Linked DNA regions of Homo sapiens: region 1 is linked to region 2. The links are chromatin contacts, found by Hi-C or POLR2A ChIA-PET in ENCODE. All regions are on one chromosome and are shown on one strand. Each heading gives the region's core, a stretch centred on a gene start or an enhancer-like site at or near the end of the contact. The rest is flanking DNA. Distances are from core to core; before and after follow the strand shown. Region 1 overlaps AOPEP (aminopeptidase O (putative)). Region 2 overlaps AOPEP (aminopeptidase O (putative)).

Region 1 (2,700 bases), core at 47-2,546, 43 kb before region 2:
GGCGGGCGGATCACGAGGTCAGGAGATCGAGACCATCCTGCCTAACACAGTGAAATGCCGTCTCTACTAAAAATACAAAAAAAATTAGCCGGGCGTGGTGGCAGGCGCGTGTAATCCCAGCTACTTGGGCTGAGGCAGGAGAATTGCTTGAACCCGGGAGGCGGAGGTTGCAGTGAGCCAAGATCGTGCCACTGCACTCCAGCCTGGGCGACAGAGTGAGACTCCGTCTCAAAAAAAAAAGAAACAAAAAAAGAAAAAGAAAATACTCTGCTTCTGTTTTTTGTGGGAAGCCTCAAGTAAATGAAGAAGACTGCCTAATGGAAGCTCCTTCCAGATGAAGGAGAAAAAGCATATGAACAAGTGAAAGGTGTTAAAAACTACATGTGCCCTTGCATAGGATCTGATTTCATTTTTTAGTGCAAAAGTAAGACTGTAGACATTACTTCATTCTGGGCAAAATGCTACTCTCTGGCCTGCCCAATAGACTAGCTCTCTGACATTCTCTTTCTTTTGACTTTGTGTGGGAAATTCCAGGAAAAAGCCAAGATCTGAGAGTCCAGACCCTCCTGTGTGCAACTGAAAGCCAACTTTTCAAATGAGCAGTACTATTTAGACTGCTCCCATAGTATGCAACCAGGAATTACGTATGAGGAAATGGTAAATTAAGAGGCATTTAGGAATGGTTATGATTAAGTATTTTCCTCACAAAGAAAGAATGCAAAGTAGAGAAAGCTCCTTGTTTCTAGAACTAGGGAAACTTTATTCCACGCCAGTACACATACATTCCTATGTTTTTAAGGGTAAACGTATTAATCTTTTCCCATTAGAAAGATGCCGGTGAGCCAGTAATTTCTAAATCTGTGTCAGTTAATTCTTTTGTTTTGTGATTTGTTGTTGACTAGTTCTTGCTTACCCTCCTGGCACTGCGCTTACTGTACACGACATATGTGAAAGTCATCATGGTTTCTTTCAGACATTGATGATTCTGGCAGGCATGTATATACCAGTTCTCATTGCTGTGGATTTTTGTCTTGGACTTGACATTCATGAATGTTCCATGTGAGTAAAGCACTCAAGTTTACCTGTGACCACCTGGAGCAGTATGATTTGGTGTCCAGTTAGCTGATCCAGCTTAAGGGGAACTGGGTCACCTGCATTGAAGGTCAGAGTGGCCGGTGAGACTTGAATAACAAGCCTGGTGGGGCATATTCCTTTAGGTATCCCGTTAGCCAACAAGGAAAACCTATAGAGGCGCTTGTGTTCAGCAGATGGCGCTCTTTTACCTAGTTCACAAGAATGATCTTGAAGGTCATTCTCTCTTGCCTCTCCTGTGCCTGAGGCGGTACCATGTTGCAGGCAAGGAAAACCGAAGCCTTGCTGGGTAGCATCAGTGCTTGCAAAGTGGTGGCCTGACCTGGCACATTGCCCTGGTTAGGCAATGCTGGTGCCCAGGGCGTCTTACTGTCTCGTTTGTTCTGGTGCCAGTTACAACCCTTGAGCAACTGCGGAGAAGAACTAACAAGAGACAGTCACGCTATGGGTATTCACGAGGGTGGCACTCACTTAGAAAACTGGAAGGTGTAGACGCGGCATCTGCAAAGTCCTGACAGAAAGCTAGTTTGCTGAAAGACCCAAGCAGTGGAGAAGGAGGCCAGGAGGGGAAGAGCAGCCAAAATGGGGAGCTCTCTCTCCTTTTCGTGAATGTATTATATTTATTGTACAGATGTATGTATATTATATATTTAAAATATATGATATATACATTCTCTATAGTATGTCTGTATACACTTATAAGTGTACATGTTTCTGAATATACATATTCCTGTAAACATTGTTAGGCATCTTTAATTTGTGATACAAAGATGTTCCAAAGTAATCATAACATATATAATAGTTTGGATAGGAATTGCTGAAATAAGGAATTGTGGTTAGAGAAAGAAACAATTTTGAGGTAGCAAAGTAGCAGGGGCTACTGAAGGATTGAGGAAAGAAAGATTATATGTTAAATAAAAGCACGTATCAATTTGATATTTCCGAATGCTTCATGCTGTTTGTCTAACCTATAGTGGAGAGGTTGAAAAAGTAAAATGGATGGTTTTCATAGGAAGAATTTAAGTGCCTGTTTTAATTTGCAGTGAAAACAATAACTCTTTAATATGAGAAGTTCCATGAGATGCTTAACTTGGCAGAGCTATGATCTAACTTAGCCTCTGCACAAGCAGAGTGGTTATGTGTGTGTGGTTATAGCTGTGCTTTTAATTATATTAAGTGAGTTTATCCAAGACTCACCTACTAATAGGACACTGACTTTTCATAAATTTCTTATTTAATTTACTATTGGTAGGCATGACTGATGTGTAAAAATGACTACCGTATCTTGATTTTTCTTCTCTTAAAATTTTTTATGAAAAATGATTATCTCAGCTAAGTTTCTCACAGGTTTAGTATAAAAAGTTCTCTCTCCTCTCATGAACTGACTACTCCTTCATGTTCTTCCTTTTTCCCTCTTCACTGAGAATTATTCTTCCTCCTGTGGAAAATAGAATCTTCAAAACTATTCACAGGACAGTTTTTAGAAGTCATTGAAAAAATAATTAAGATAACTGTTTTAACACTCTTTAGTTATGATACTTATTTTCAAAATTAAATTTTATTTATTTTTATTTTTATTTTGGAGATGGAGTTTCACTCTGTCGCCCA
Region 2 (2,700 bases), core at 1-2,500:
TTAACATGGCTGTTTCAATTTAACAGAAACAACTTCAAGTTTTATATTACACGCCCTACCAAAGAATCTTTGATTTTTGCCCTGGCGTTTCCCAAGATGTTAGCATGGCTTTGAAAACAGGGCTGTTTAACTGCTGCTGCAGAAGAGATGGCCAGGGGAGCACAGCAGATTGGGGAGGGAGGAGGGAGAGAATGGAGGAGAGGAGGGAAATTGGCCTCCCCCAAGTTACTATTTTTAAAGTTTGCTTGCCTACTGAATAGCTCAATTTACAAATCCTACTGGATATGGTTTTGTGCTTCCCCGTTTTTGTTTCCTGTTGAAAGTGTGATGGATGCCTTGGTGGAAGACCAGCCCCGCATCCTGCTGTTTTGCCTGTGCCTCTTTACTTACGAAGGCTGGGCCCTTCTCTCCCCTTGAGAGGGGAGACCCACGTTGTCGAAGGCATCTCCAGGGAGATAGCCAGTCCCGGAATTTCTTAGGAGGTGGGACCTCAAATCCCAATTAGAAACACTCCAGGAAACATACATCTTTATTTGTTAAACAAGTAGTGTTGTGTGAGCCTTGGTGAAGACGCTCAGTCGTTTTAAATAAGTGAAGTAAACATTCCCTTCCAGGGGAGCGCCCTCCCTAGGCGCTGTCACTTTGAAGCTCAGTTTTAAGGTTTTCAGTTGGAACATGCAGTGTTCTTTTTTCCTTGGCTTGGGTTCTAGAGAATGTTGTTTCCTCATTTGGTAATTGGAGAGTTAATAGGGTTCTTTGTGATGCTACCGTGGAAGAGAGACTGTTTTATTCCATTCAGGGACTATAATTACAGGGCGCCCATCGGCATGGTTAAAGTTAAGGTTGTTTCAGCTTTTCCAATGTAAACTCATATTTCAGGGGTTTATAACTAGCTATAAAAATTTGCTTCTAGCTACAGACCTGGCATATTCAGTGTCAGCCTAGGAATAACCTTTACGTTTTAAAAAGTATTTTTAAAAGGATAATTAAAAAATTCTGTTTAGCTGTTTATAACTGTTGTTACAAGGATTCAAGGAAATAAAAATAGCTTTTTCTTTTTTTAGCAAAAACCTGTGACCCATATTTTTTTAATGTGGACAAAGTTATTAGATTTTTTTTTTTATGTCTTCAAAGGAAAATACGGTGAAATCTGTGTCAAAGCTATTTTAAAAGGGTATTGTTTCAGTTTTCCTTGTGGCAGCGGGCAGGGCACCAGAACATGCCCTCCTTGTTCTCCGAAGACATGAGCCTCCCATAGGACTGCTGGCAAAGCTGTTTCGTCCGCGGGCTTCAAGTTCATTGTGACAGAACTCCTGGCCAAGGAGTGCACAGCAGCCTCTTGGCAGATGGAAGAAACATGACCAACCATCGTGAGGCCATGGCCACTCTCCTCTTCCCCGCAGCCCTGTCCCTCTGGCCCTACATGTTGGGACACAGTGAGCAGCACAGGTACAGAGCTATAATAGAGACCCACTGGGGGGACCACAGAGCCTCTTCGTTCCCTTTTCCTGATCCACATGGTGGGGAAGGGGAGGAGGGAGTTTGCCTCTCTAGGAATCTCTCTTCAGCTCGGTGGCATTTGTTGCAGTAAGTAGCTTTAGGTGGGTCTGTTTTTGTACATGCTGACAGATGGGTGTGACACATTGCACAGGTGATTCAAAAGTTCTCCAATAAAACTTTCTTTAAAACTTCATGCTAGACAGATTTACCTTTAGCAATTCTTTTTCTAGCAGCTAGGGTCTTGATTGATGTCATGTGATAATAATGATGGTGGTGGTGGTGGTGGTTGTAATGTGGGGAAGGAGAAGAGGTATTGGTCATGGTGATGGAGCTGATGATATTAGTGGAGGTGGTGATGGCCACAAGGGTAGTGGTGGCAGTACAGTGGAAGTGGGGGAGGTGACAGTGGTGATGAGTGGTCATGGCAACAGTTGGGGCTATAGATTTCTGCCTGCCTGCCTGAGCTGTTTGCACAAGTCATTGTTCATCTTTGCAGAAAGCAGCAGCTTAGGGAATCTGCCATTGTCCCTTCCCTCTACATAACATGCCCCAGTGGAACTTGCAACTGGCTTTTGGTAGATCTTGTCTACCAATGCATGATAAAATTTGGTTTGTGGAAGAGATGGATACATGCCCCCTTTTCAGAAGCTGGTCTCCATTTTAGAGCCAGAGAACAGCTTCTCTTCTTTTCTGTGGCTTCTCGTTTAGGAGCAAAGAACACGGTGAGCTGGAGCTCTGGAACCCCAGAGTCATTAGTAGAGAGATGGTGGTATTTCTACCAAAATTGAAGTGCTTAACCACATTCTAGGAACCATGCCCTGTGATTTACACATATTAAATCAGTAAATCTTTTTAACAACTCTGTAAAGTAAGTTTTTATCTTGACTTTACAGATGAGGAAAGTGAGGCTTGGGTCATAGGATTTGAAAATCTTGGTCTTTGAGCCTCAAACCCTTTACATTTTCGTCCACTGAAGCCACCAGATAGTTTCTTAGAACATTCTAAAATGTTTGTTGTCTTGGGTGAGTGTATGGGAAGAAATTCATAAGAGAATGTTCCATATTTGGTTTCTTCTCTAACTTATCATGAGGACATAGACTGTCTTTTCTTCCTACACATTTCCTTACACTGATAGTGTACTAAGATGACCCTTTTAAAATTTATATGGGAACTGTTTAGAGGCTCCTACCGCATGTTTTC

The links. A loop is a pair of places that touch in the nucleus more often than their neighbours do. ChIA-PET counts read pairs that join two places held with the same protein, here RNA polymerase II (POLR2A). Pooled maps may share reads with other maps.
Region 1: a map of Caco-2 shows a loop between it and region 2 (4-fold over the local background). The contact joins two enhancer-like sites. A Hi-C loop is called at or near these places in 4 of 168 maps with a recorded cell type or tissue (Caco-2, PC-9, mammary epithelial cell and 1 more) and 6 of 50 pooled maps. POLR2A ChIA-PET finds 5 or more read pairs at or near these places in 7 of 52 experiments (BJ, Caco-2, IMR-90 and 4 more).

The regions. Positions count from the first base shown.
Region 1 is chr9:94,781,960-94,784,659 of GRCh38, forward strand. The region is part of intron 3 of AOPEP (aminopeptidase O (putative)); the gene reads left to right. Among named protein-coding and RNA genes, the nearest start is that of MIR2278, 27 kb to the right of the region's middle. Within about 2 kb of position 1,297, at least 17 of the 41 ENCODE cell types and tissues checked have a DNase peak (open chromatin) inside an H3K27ac peak, as active enhancers do.
Region 2 is chr9:94,824,936-94,827,635 of GRCh38, forward strand. The region is part of intron 5 of AOPEP (aminopeptidase O (putative)); the gene reads left to right. Among named protein-coding and RNA genes, the nearest start is that of MIR2278, 16 kb to the left of the region's middle. RefSeq lists an enhancer at 244-917. Within about 2 kb of position 1,251, at least 12 of the 41 ENCODE cell types and tissues checked have a DNase peak (open chromatin) inside an H3K27ac peak, as active enhancers do.